Regions from separate parts of the Homo sapiens genome. Here region 1 is linked to region 2. The links are chromatin contacts, found by Hi-C or POLR2A ChIA-PET in ENCODE. All regions are on one chromosome and are shown on one strand. The core of a region is the stretch at or near the end of the contact, and the rest is flanking DNA. Distances in the headings are between cores, read along the strand shown. Region 1 has its middle 100 kb from the start of LINC03062. Region 2 holds the start of SEMA4D (semaphorin 4D).

Region 1 (6,051 bases), core at 1,792-4,291, 250 kb after region 2:
CTATACATATGTATTAATTAGGTTTTTAATTTTTACTATTTCCTGATGCTGTGACATCTGGGACCTTGCTGACCCTGGAGGGGCTGCTCGTTCCAGGGACCAGCTGATTTCCAGTGAAGTTCCCCTGCAAACATCCCTTTCATAAGCAAACCAGCCAGTCCCAAGCCACCCCAACTACCTCCTCTATGGGGCTCTCACAGTCCAGGGCACTATCTCCCTGCACTCATCAGCCCAGGGCACGTACGAGACACCTAGGGACAGCCCCTGCACCCTAGAGCCTGCTGAAATCATGCAAACTAGCCAACCCTAAGCCTGCTTACCCTGCCTCGCTTGTTCCTTCCTGCGGAAACCCCAATAAAGGCTCCTGCCCACGTCTGCACCCCCTGCCCCCGTCCCCACCCCTGCCCCCTGACCCACCCTGGTGCTTCCTTGTGTGGCCCGGGGTGTGGCGTGCCCTGCCTCCTGTGTCCAGAGTCTGTGAATATTAACTTTCTCCTTCCTAACAGTCTTTTCTGTGTCTGAATTTCTTACTACACCTGATTGAAACAAATCCCCAGCACATTTTAAAACAACATACATGGAGTGTAATTCAGCCGTAAGAAGTAATGAAGTTCTGCCCCATGCTACAACATGGATGAAATTTTTTTTTTGTGTGTGTGTGTGTGTGTGATGGAGTCTTGCTCTTTTGCCAGGCTAGAGTGCAGTGGTGCTATCTCGGCTCACTGCAACCTCCGCCTCCTGGGTTCAAGCGATTCTCCTGCCTCAGCTTCCTGAGCAGCTGGGATTACAGGTGCATGCCACTGCGCCCGGCTAATTTTTTGTATTTTTAGTAGAGACGGGGTTTCAACATGTTAGCCAAGATGGTCTCGATCTCCTGATGTTGTGGTACACCCGCCTCAGCCTCCCAAAGTGCTGAGATTACAGGCGTGAGCCAAGGTGCCTGGCCACAACACGGATGAATCTTTTTTTTTTTTTTCTCTTTTTTTTTTAGAGACGGAGTTTCGCTCTTTCTCCCAGGCTGGACTGCAGTGGTGCTGTCTCGGCTCACTGTAAGCTCCGCCTCCCGGGTTCATGCCATTCTCCTGCCTCAGCCTCCCGAGTAGCTGGGATTACAGGCGCCCGCCACCGCGCCCGGCTAATTTTTTGTATTTTTAGTAGAGACGGGGTTTCACCGTGTTAGCCAAGATGGTCTCGATCTCCTGACCTCGTGATCCGCCCGCCTCGGCCTCCCAAAGTGCTGGGATTACAGGCTTGAGCCACCGCGCCTGGCCACGGATGAATCTTAAGGATGTTATGTTAAGTGAAGCAAGCCAGGCCCCCAAATGCTCCGACATACCGTGAAACACAACTGAGGGGTAAGAAAGAACAAACTATTGATCCCTGCGACAACTTGAATGAGCCTCCAAGGCATTAGGGTGAAAGAAGGCAATCTCAAAAGGCTACACATCCATGTATATGACATTCCTGAAAAGGTGACCTAGGGAGAAAGAGTAGATTGGTAGTTGTAAGCGGTTGGGGTGGGGGAGGTTGTGAATATAAAGGGGAGGTACAGGGAGTTTTCTTGGGGGATAGAACATCTCTGTATCCCAGTTGCAGTGGTGGTTACACAATCTATACATGTCTTAAAGCTCATAGAACAGTACACTGAAATAGTTATTTTTATTATTTATTAATTGAAAAAGGACAAAAGAGGTAAAATGACTCTATCAATTCAATTGAGATGTCATTATTTTTATTTTTATATTTATTTATTTATTTATTTGAGATGGAGAATTGCTCTACAAGGCTGGAGTGCAGTGGTGAGATCTCGGCTCACTGCAACTTCTGCCTCCCAGATTCAAGCGATTCTCCAGCCTCAGCCTCCCGAGTAGCTGGGACTACAAGTGCGTGCCACCACACCCAGCTAATTTTTCTATTTTTAGTAGAGATGAGGTATCACCATGTTGGCCAGGCTGGTCTCAAACTCCTGAACTCAGGTGATCTGCCCGCCTCGGCCTCCCAAAATGCTGGGATTACAGGCATGAGCCATTGCACCCAGCCTTGAAATGTCTTTAAAAATACCTTTACCTTTAGTCAGATACCTAAAGGATAAAAACTGTATGATTCCACTTATTTGAGGTAGCTAGTGTCCCAGCTACAATCAAATTCGTAGAAGCAGAAAGTAGGATGGTGGTTGCCAGGGGCTGGGGTTGGGGGCTGGGGAGTTGTCTAATGGGGATAGTTTCAGTTTTGCAAGATGCAAACGTTTTGAAGATGGAGGGTGGTGATGGTTGCACAACAGTGTGAATGTTCTTAATGCCACTGAACTGTACGCTGAACAACGAATTAAGACAGTAAATTTTATGTTGTGCATATTTTACTACAATAAAAACCAGCTAGGCTGCTGGCCAGCATGTCCATCAGCGCCGTGGGTGGTGGCTCCTGAGGGTGGGGTGCAGTCTCCCTCATCTACCCAACACCTGCAGGCACCTGGCCTGGGATACCTCATTCCTGGCCAGGTATCACATCATCCTCACATGTCTTTGGCCTTGGGAGCCTGGCTTGCCTGGTGACCAGGGGCTTTGCTGTGATCCTGATGGCTGCTGAGAAGGTCTCTCTCTTACCAAACCAGAAGAAAGACATCCTTTATGGCAAATAGCACCGTGAAAACAGCTGGGCCTACAAGGGTTGTGGCAGCAGCTTCTGCCTGAGAAACCGCGGCCGGGTCGTTGTGGCCTCAGGGAGTCCAGGCCTCTGCTTGCTTGGTGGGACTCAGTCCCAGCTGTGGGTTGCTATCACTGCAGCTGTCTGCTCTCATTTTGCATTTTTGTTCATCTGGAGCCCTCCCCACCTCACCTGCAGAGCCCAGGAGGTGGCACACTCTGGGAGGTCCCAGGCAGAAGAGCTGGCTTAGGGTGGTGGGTGCCCCATTGCCTGGGATTTGAGAACCTGCCCCTTTGGTTTTTATAATTAGATTTCTAACAGGATCCAAGTGAAACCACAACCCAAACCCTAAGCTGTGAACCCAGCAGCTTTTCTGAGCACACCCCTCCCCTTACACACATCACAGGCCTGGGACCGTGGCCTCCAGGCTCGGGGAGACTATAGACCTTTGTTTGCTTCCTTTCAGGGCTTGAGGCGGTTTTTCTTCCCCTCCCCAGTCTTGCAGATTCTTTTGAAAACCCCAGAGTCCCACTTTCAACTCCTTCTTCTGGTCTCTGATAAAAGGCATGCTAAGAATCACTTCTAACAGTTTCAGTGAGAGCTAAGAAAGCTGTCTGCAAAGACAGGACATCAAAGCACAGAGCTCAGGTGTGCTCTGGCTGGCCTGAGACAGCCCTGTGGCGGGAGGGAGCGTCTGCAGCCTCCAAACTGGCCCTGCTGCCCCCAGGGGTCCCAGACTTCCCTGGCTGCAGCCCCTGCCCTGGGCCTCCTGGCTACTGCCCGTCTGTACCTAGCCTTCTGGCAGGAGCCAGAGAGCTGACTGCCAGGAAAAGCCACAGCGAACCCTGCAAATTGCCCAGATACCTGGAGACAACATCTTAATTGCCCTGTGAAGAGCTGCCTGGCTGGAGAGTCCCTTTCTGTGGGTAGGCAAGGTTTGAACTTCAAAGAGGTTCTCGCCTGGTTCACAATGTTTACAGCAGCTCCAGGAGTGACAGAATAATTTTGGTGTCCTTGGAGAGAGTTGCCTGGCAGGGCTTCTATGTCTGCTGTGGTCTAAGAGCCTCAGGGGGACCACGATTTGTGGGACTCACCACAGACAGCCCTACTGTCCCGGGAATGCCGCCGGCTCTGCTTTTATGGTGTCTTTGACTCCAGCTCTAGGCTCTGGGCATCCACCATGGGGTGGGGCCAGGGTATGGGCTGGCCGGGGGCTAAGTTCACTGACCGTGGCCAGCCCGGTCCTGGGCATGTGAGGATCACCACCTATGTGTCTCATTCCAGAGTTTCATGGTTGGGGGCTCTGGTGGGGTGACAGGTGATTTATCAATTTATTTCCATCTTCTCGACTCTAGCCTCCTTGCAGGAAGGGGGTGGGTTTGGAATCATCCCCTCACTCCTCAGTCATCACCCAGGGCAGTCCCTTACATACCTCAGCTTAGGCCTGGCTGCTGAGAGTGTGTGTGATGGTGGATCATGCCTGCTGGAGAAATGCAGGCCTGGATCTTCCTGTTGCAGATGGATCCACTGTTCCAGTGTCACTACCTAGCCCATGCTTCACGGCATAAAGCAATGCCTATTTCCCTGGGCTCATGTGTTCTGTGAGTCAGGTGTTCAGGCAGGGCTGCTGGAAAGCTCACCCAGAGGGGTGACTCCATAGCTGGGGCATGCAAACACCTGGGTGTGTTCTATCTGCGGGCTCAGGGCTGGGCTGGAAGCTCTGCAAGGCTAGGCTTAGCTGGGCAGCTGCCTGGAGCACTTCTGTGTGGCTTGAGCTTCCTTACAGCATGGTGGCCTCAGGGCAGACTTCCTCTATGGAGGCCCAGCACTTCAGAATGGGTGTTGGTGGAAAAGTTAGAAGCTGTGTGGCCCCTAGGATGCCGCATAAAAGCCCAGCTTCTACCTTTCTACCTTGGCCAATCCCCAAGGATTGCTTTTATCATATGCCCTTGGTGGAAGCAGCAGGCCATCCCAGATTCCAGGGAAAGCCCATAGACCCCACTCTCAGTGGGGGAGGGCCAGACACCACATTGACATGTGTGCTTATCCCATGAGGAAAACATTTATATTTGTTTTATTTTTATTCCTCAAAATAGACCCTTGAGTTGTGGATAGACAACTTAAATGCAAATCAGGAAACCTGAGTCCTGGTGTCAGAACCCCGGGAAGTTAATGAAGTGTGGTAGGCCACAGACACGCTCAGCCTCAGTTTCCTTATCTTAGTAGTGAGGGTGCCATCATGGTAGTTTAATGTGCTGCCTGCAGAGAAAGTGCTTAGGGAGGAGGTGAGGACTGTCTCACACCAGTCCACTCCCCTGGGGGACACGGGGGCTCTGGGCACCCTCTGCCTCATGCCCACAACTCCTGCAGAAATTGCTCCTGATCTAGGTGTGAGGATTGTGGGGGGCCTGGGTGGAGCCGGCTGCACTGATGGAAAGTTGCTGCTGGGGAGAGTCACTCTAGGCTTCATTCAACTGTGACGTGAATGTCAGCCTGGGCTCTTTCAGCTGGGATGGAGAAACAGCTGTTCTCAACACGGATGAGGCCCCAGCCTTGGCCCTGCCAAGCCAATGGGCTGTGTGGCCCTGGGCCAAGGACATAGCTCTAGGATTTGTCTGGTCCTCGTGGTGCTTCACCATGAGAGCAGGGGAGGGTGGCAGTGAGACTTCTCTGGATGATAGAGAGGAGAGAATGGGAGGGCGGCATGCACCCAAAGAGATGGCTCCATCATGGAGCAAGGGACACGCTGCCTGGAGGCCACAGCCAGAGGAGCATCCTGGCTCCCAAGGATGGAGAACCAATGCCTGTCTGCAGGCTTGGCAATCGCCTCAAAGAAGTCCCAGGGCCTGATCAGAGAGACTCAGTGCTAAAGGGATGCAGGGCCTGGTCTCGGTGCTGCATGAGGAGGGCTAGCTGTCCACCATGGTCAGCCCAGCTGCCAGCCCTCCCCAGGTCTGGCCTGACAGATAGAGAATCTGGAGCTACAAGTGGGAGGGGGTGCCACCCGTGCAATCAGATGTCTGGCCCACTTCCAATGCCAATGTGATTTTATTGTTTTCTTGGTGGTTTGCTTGGGAAGGGGTTGTGGATGCCACAGGCACTGGGAAAGGCAGCTCTGGGAGAAGGCAAGGCAGGGTTTTGCCAGCCAGCCTCAGGCCCCTCATCCAAGAACTGAGGGAGGCTGGGACCCTTCAGAGGGCAGGATTGTGGATTTGGTATCACCTGCTTTCCCAGTTTTCAGCAGAGAGCTGACAGGCAGGGGCTGACCGCACGCGCCTCTCCTGCTGCTGGAGGGAGCGGAGAACAGACTGTCCACTCACTCCAAGCCCAAGTGGCTGCTGTGCTGCCCGCTGGACCTCCAGAATCCTTCTCTGCACCGCACATGAGATGCACCAGTGTTGGGGCCCT
Region 2 (5,718 bases), core at 933-3,432:
GCAGCGGACGTTCCCTCCCTCCTCAGTCAAAGCTGGCCATTAGCGTGCACTCCCAAGCTTTGGCCTAGACACACCCGCTTGGTGTGGGGAAAGCGGCTCTAGGTAACATCTGCCTCCAGCGGTCCACATGGAGAGGACTGTCCACAAGTGGATGATGTCACCAAGGACATCTCCCTGGCCCCAGACCCACTGGATATCAAATGCAACATGGTCGCTGGTCTTGCACTCTAAACCTCAGCCCAGGACCCCAGGCACTCAGGGGGGTCTGTGCAAGGCTGCATTTTCAACAGACTCTGGGTGTGCTTCTCAGGAGGTGGGCCCCCTCCCATGGAGTCCCTCCCTTGTGCTGTGCTGCAAGACCTTGGGCTGGCATGGCAGCTGGGGCTCTGCATCCCCACGGTGGCCTTTTGCCTGTCTGCACTCTGAAATACAGCCACTGAGTTCCACCGTCTACCAACTCCTAAGCGGCCCACCCTCCTGGGACCCCAGGGCTGCTCCTGGCACCAGTGATGTGTTTCTATTTCTTTGTTTGACTCGCTGAGTGTACCACGTACACTCTTCTCAGTCTGAAGGTCTGGCCTTATGGGAGGGCAGTCTTTGCTCACAGAAACAGGCCAGTGCATCCCTCATCTTCCCACCCCAGCCTCCCTGGTGGGTATGCTGAGCCCGCCTGCTTTCTTCTTCTGGCTGACGACTACCAAGACATGATATACGCAGACACCAACTGTCAAAATGACAATCAGGGCATTATCATCTCTACCAGAATCCTGCCCCTGCACTGGCCAGAGCTGCCTGTTTCTGGGACACAGTAAACATTCCCAAATAACCTCGCCTGGGCAGCCAGCAGGCAGGCCCCAGGCCTAGGACACATATGAGGTGACAGGCCACTGGTGTCACGTCACCCCCAGGAAAGGAAACTTCCGTTCCGTGGCGCCTGGTGGATTTGAAAAGACTCAGAACAGCAGGGTGAGATGCTTGGCCCCAGGCCCCACGTCCAGCTTGGCCTTCGGGGGCCTGGCCACCCACGAGCCTGGGATGTGCTCAACACAGAGTGAGGTTTTCAAAACAAAAGCAAAGCAACTTCATGTGGAAAACCTTCCGGAAAGCAGGACCCAGCCCTCGACACCAGGCCTCATTTGACGCAAACTGCCCACTTACAGACTCCCATTCACCCACTCTCCCACCTACCCCCCAAAATACTAAGCCAGAAAATAGAGGACAACCACGAGTTCAACTCTCCTTTACACGTTTTTACTGGCATAACCCCAGTAGAGCCAGCCCCTTGCAGCTCACTAGGCGGCTGCAACAGGTGCAGCCCAAGCTAAGGCTTGTGGTTCTCCTGGGCTGTTCTAGAATAATGCAACCAAAACCCGAAAGGAAACCGAGGCCTGCAGCACTCACTGCCAAGGCGGCGACCTGACCACTGCGGCCCAACCTGCCCCACCTGTCTGAGTGCGCGGCGCCGGGTCCAGTGCACAGGGTCCGCGGCCTCCGCGACCAAAATAGAAGCCCGCGGGGGCCCGGCCAGAGCCCGGCTGGCCGGAGTGGGGCCTGACCTGGCGGGGCCGGACTGGGCGGGCCGGGGCGCGACGGGGCCTGGCCGAGCGCACCGCCCCCTCCCTGGCCCGGGTATGCAGCGCGCCCCCGCTCCCCCGCGCCCAGAGGAGCCACCTGCGCGCAGGGACTGGGGAGGCAACCGGGAAGGGGAGAAGGCCGGGGAGGGATAGCAGAGAGGTCCAGGGGGTCGGAGGGGTCCGGGTAGGTGTCTCTGGGAGGCGTCCCAGGAGGGGCCCCGGGGGGATCCAGGAAGGAGTCCAGGGGTCCGGGGATCCCAGAAGGAGGCTCCTGCAGGGGTTCGGGGAGGGCCCCGAGGGTCCGGTGAGGAGCCTAGGGGTGTGGAGTGGGGGCTCCGCGGAGGGTCCAGGCCGCCCCCAGCGCACCTGCCCGGCCCCGCGCGCCCTCCCTCCCGCGCCAGCCCGGCCGCTTACCTGCAGCGCGCGTCCTGCCCGCGGCGGCTCCCGGCCGGGCGAGTTCGGGCGCCAGGAATGGCGGCGGCGGCGGCGGCGGCAGCGGCGGGAGGCGGCCGGGCCGGGGAGGGGGTGGCGGGGAGGCCCGGCGGCGGCAGCGGCGGCTGGGATGCTGCGGCGCGCGAGAGCGCTGAGGCCGGCGCGGGGACGGAGTGCGCGGGGCGGGCGCGCAGGCCCCTCCTCCGCTCCCCCTCCCTTCCCGCCTCCTCCCCTTTCCCTTCCCCTTCCTCTCCCCCTTCTTCTCTTCCCTCCTATGGCCCCGCCCCTTTCTTCCTCCTTCCTCCTCCCTCCTCCTCGCCCCTGCTCACCTCCCTCCTTTCCCTCCCCCAACCTTTCTTTTCCTCCCTTCTCTTTTTCCTCCTCTTTCTTCACCTTCGCAACACTCTTCCACCTCTCTCCCCTTCTCCCCACTTTTGCTCCCCACTCCTTCCTCCTCACCTCCCATCTCTCTTGCCTCCCCGCCAGGCCCAGAGGGTTGTCCCTCAGCCCTGGGTTGGTCTCTGCTGAGTCAAGCACCCGTTCCCAGGACCAAGAGGTGCCCTGTCACCCTCTTCCTCACCAGCTCTCAATAGACAAGCTTGCCCCTTCTGGGGTCCTGGATGAACCCCACCCTTTCCAGGCCTCCCCCAAATCCCCCAGTTTTTTTTCACCCCCAGACCCTGGGCCAGCTCTTCTGAGAACCTGACCTGCAGTGTGCGTGAGGCACGTGGCACCCAGAACACTTGGCTGCTGACTTTGGGCAAGAATATTTCACACCAGGCTGCTCCCATTCCCCAGGGGAGGGGCTGGCACCACCTGGAGTCTTGGTTTCCCTGAACCCCCGTGCTAGCCTTTTGCCAAACGTTCATCATTTTCCACTCTGTATGGCAAATGGTCCTCCTGTGAGGCTGCTGGTGAGACTTGTTTGTGACTAGCCCATGGGTTTGGGGATCTGGGGGCCCTCAGAGATGGTGCTGCTCCATCCAGACCTCTTCCCTCTGCCCCCAGGAGAGGTGACAGGGCTCGCACAGTGACTGGCCAGGCTGGGAGGCCTATTGAGGAACACAGTCCTGAGAAGGGGACACAGTTTCTTACGGAACCAGCTAAGATTTCCCCTAAATGTGAGGAGTTGGGGAGCCCCTCTCCAGGCCAGGTGATACCTCCCTGGACTACAGACTGCTGTTGAGGGGCAGGGGCCCTGAGGCTGTTTTCCTGCTGAGCACTGGCTCTGAGAGCCAGAGTTTACAAATGAAGCCAGTCCCAGGCCCAACAGTCACAGAGTTAAAGGCCCAACAGTCTCAGAGTTCCGTTCTAGGGCCTCCTGTGGTTTCTGTGGTTCAGTGCCGGAGCTCTGAGAATAGGGCTTCGGCCCAGCAAAGGCTAAGATGGCAAAGCTGGTGTCAAGCAGGGTGGGGTGGAGCACGCACCCCCTCCTCCCTCTACGGCATGGCAGCCACCACCCTCTTGCTGAAGAATCCAGACCTGGAATCTGATAGACTCCCTTGACTCACAGCTCTGCAGTTTCCAAATAACCTCAGGCCTCAGCAAACCTCTGTACCCTGCAACATGAGGACAGTGTGGTCGTCCTGGAGGGTTTGGGGAGCACGGAGAGAGAATGGCAGGTAAAGCCCACTGCACCGTGTGCTCGGGTTCAGTGCTGGTGACTATTACAGGAAAAACTAGAGAAGTCTTTTCCAAGCTCTTTTCCAATTGTAGGGGTCCATGAATCCATGTTCCACATCCCATTTGGATTGAAACATAATGGGAACGGATTAGGACAGAACTGGTTTAACAGCATTCTATACCCAAGGAGGGATGCACGCTTAGGATCTACACATGCAAGCATTGCACTGATTGGGGTGGGGTGGGGGGACTCTCTTTTATTCCTCACTAGTCAGACACATCTAGAATACCATGCCCTTGCTTGGTGTCTAAGGCAGCCAGCAGTATCCCGTGGGAGGGGAGTTGACCCACCGGGAGTCTTCAGCCTAGAAAATCAATGTGTGGAGCACAAGACAGAAGAACCCCAATATGTGCAAAACTGTCCCGGGAAGAAGGATTACTCTGTGGTGTTATGAAGGGCAGAATGAGGACAGATGGGTGGAAATTAGATGAGAAAGTGGATTCCTGCCTATCGTGGGCGCTTTCTGACAGACCTCACTGTGGAAGAGCCGGCTGCCCCTACAGGAGCGTGCCCTTCACAGCCAGCGTCTAGACAGGCCTGGGGCCACCTTGGGAACACACTGCAGGGAGGGGACCAGCAGCAGAGGGGTATGCTTCTCAACAACTGCTGAATTCTCTCCTGGCTTTTAGACCCACATGCTCAGAATCTAATAGAGGGCAGCCCAGGGCAAAGAAGAGACTTTGCATGGCTGTCCTGGGGCCCACACTTCTGGCATCATGACCTTCCAGAATACTGTCCTCTCTAGCCTGTTTCCTAATGCATACAGAAGAACATGAGAGAATTCAGTAAAAACTCCAAAAAGCTTTCCGCAATGCCCAGGCTGCGAACACAAGGGCTTCTTTGCACCGTGCTTATATAAAATTGCCCCCAAACATGTTTATTGCATTCATGAAGGAGACAGGACTCTTAGTTGTAAGTGATAGAACTTCAGCCCATACTATTGGCTCACTTGCATCCAAAGATGCCCCAAGTACCATTAGAACCGGGACTTGGATGCCATTATTAGGTCTTCCTCTTCCCTCCTCTCTGACCTTCTTCCCTGTTCCCTTCTCTCAGCATGATTGCCTATGTCTCCCAAAGTGACCAAGCTTGCCTTTTTATTCTTGTTTCACACTCTGTCGTGGGACATTTCAAACATAGATATAAAAGTAGCAGGCTGGGTGCAGTGGCTCACGCCTGTAATCCCAACACTTTGGGAGGCTGAGGCAGGCGGATCACCTGAGGTCAGGAGTTCGAGACCAGCCTTGCCAACATGGTGAAACCCCGTCTCTACTAAAAATACAAAAATTAGGTGGGCATGGTGGCACAAACCTGTAATCCCAGCTACTCAGGAGGCTGAGGCAGGAGAATCACTTGAACCCGGGAGGCGGAGGTTGCAGTGAGCCAAGATCATATACCACTGCACTCCAGCTTGGGCGACAGAGCAAAACTCAGTCTCAAAAAATAAAAATAAAAGTAGCTAAATGAACTCCAATCTTGCCTTACCTCTCACCCCCTTACTTTCCCCTCCAATATTAAGTTCAAGCATATCAAAGATCATATTAACCAATCTATTTCCTAGTTTCCCCAGAAATGCCAAGTGTTTGGATACTGAGACCATGCTTTGCAAAGTTTCTCTGCATTTCCCAGCCAGAATGTTGACACCATCTATATGCATATGAGCATAGTAACTGGATTGATAATAGTTAAGTCCCATATGAGAAAAAAACTCAAGTATGGCAGCACAAATAATACTCAGCTTCCAACACGGCCCAGGTGGATATGAGGAGAGAGGATCCTCTGCTTCCACTTTGCAGTGCAGGAGGGAACAGGCACGTAGTGGGCTGGGAGCCGTTTCCAGATCGCCCAGTGTGGAGCCTTACGCAGTGGAGGAGGTGTCTTCAGAAAGAGTCGGCCTGCCGCCTCTCACCTGTAGTGGCATGCAGAGTGTCCAGGCTAAGCTTAGAGAGAGAGTCAGCACAGCAAGTGGAGAAACGGGGTCCTCTGAGGGACTGTGGGAAGGTTGGCTCTGGGACCTGCCAGCAGCTT

What was found. Hi-C counts contacts between places; a loop is a spot of excess contacts on that map. ChIA-PET counts read pairs that join two places held with the same protein, here RNA polymerase II (POLR2A). Pooled maps may share reads with other maps.
Region 1: a loop to region 2 is called in a pooled map, with 3 times the contacts of the local background. The contact joins the enhancer-like site here to the promoter of SEMA4D in region 2. A Hi-C loop is called at or near these places in 1 of 168 maps with a recorded cell type or tissue (gastrocnemius medialis) and 4 of 50 pooled maps. POLR2A ChIA-PET finds 5 or more read pairs at or near these places in 1 of 52 experiments (OCI-LY7).

What each region holds. Positions count from the first base shown.
Region 1 is chr9:89,740,595-89,746,645 of GRCh38, forward strand. No RefSeq gene overlaps it. Among named protein-coding and RNA genes, the nearest start is that of LINC03062, 100 kb to the left of the region's middle. RefSeq lists a silencer at 405-454 and enhancers at 2,549-2,598, 3,199-3,258. Within about 2 kb of position 3,042, at least 6 of the 41 ENCODE cell types and tissues checked have a DNase peak (open chromatin) inside an H3K27ac peak, as active enhancers do; they include OCI-LY7, where a contact is called at or near this core.
Region 2 is chr9:89,495,931-89,501,648 of GRCh38, forward strand. SEMA4D (semaphorin 4D) reads right to left here and starts at 2,183. Exons shown (of 16, transcript NM_001371194.2): 1 at 1,989-2,183. RefSeq lists silencers at 1,503-1,652, 2,083-2,272.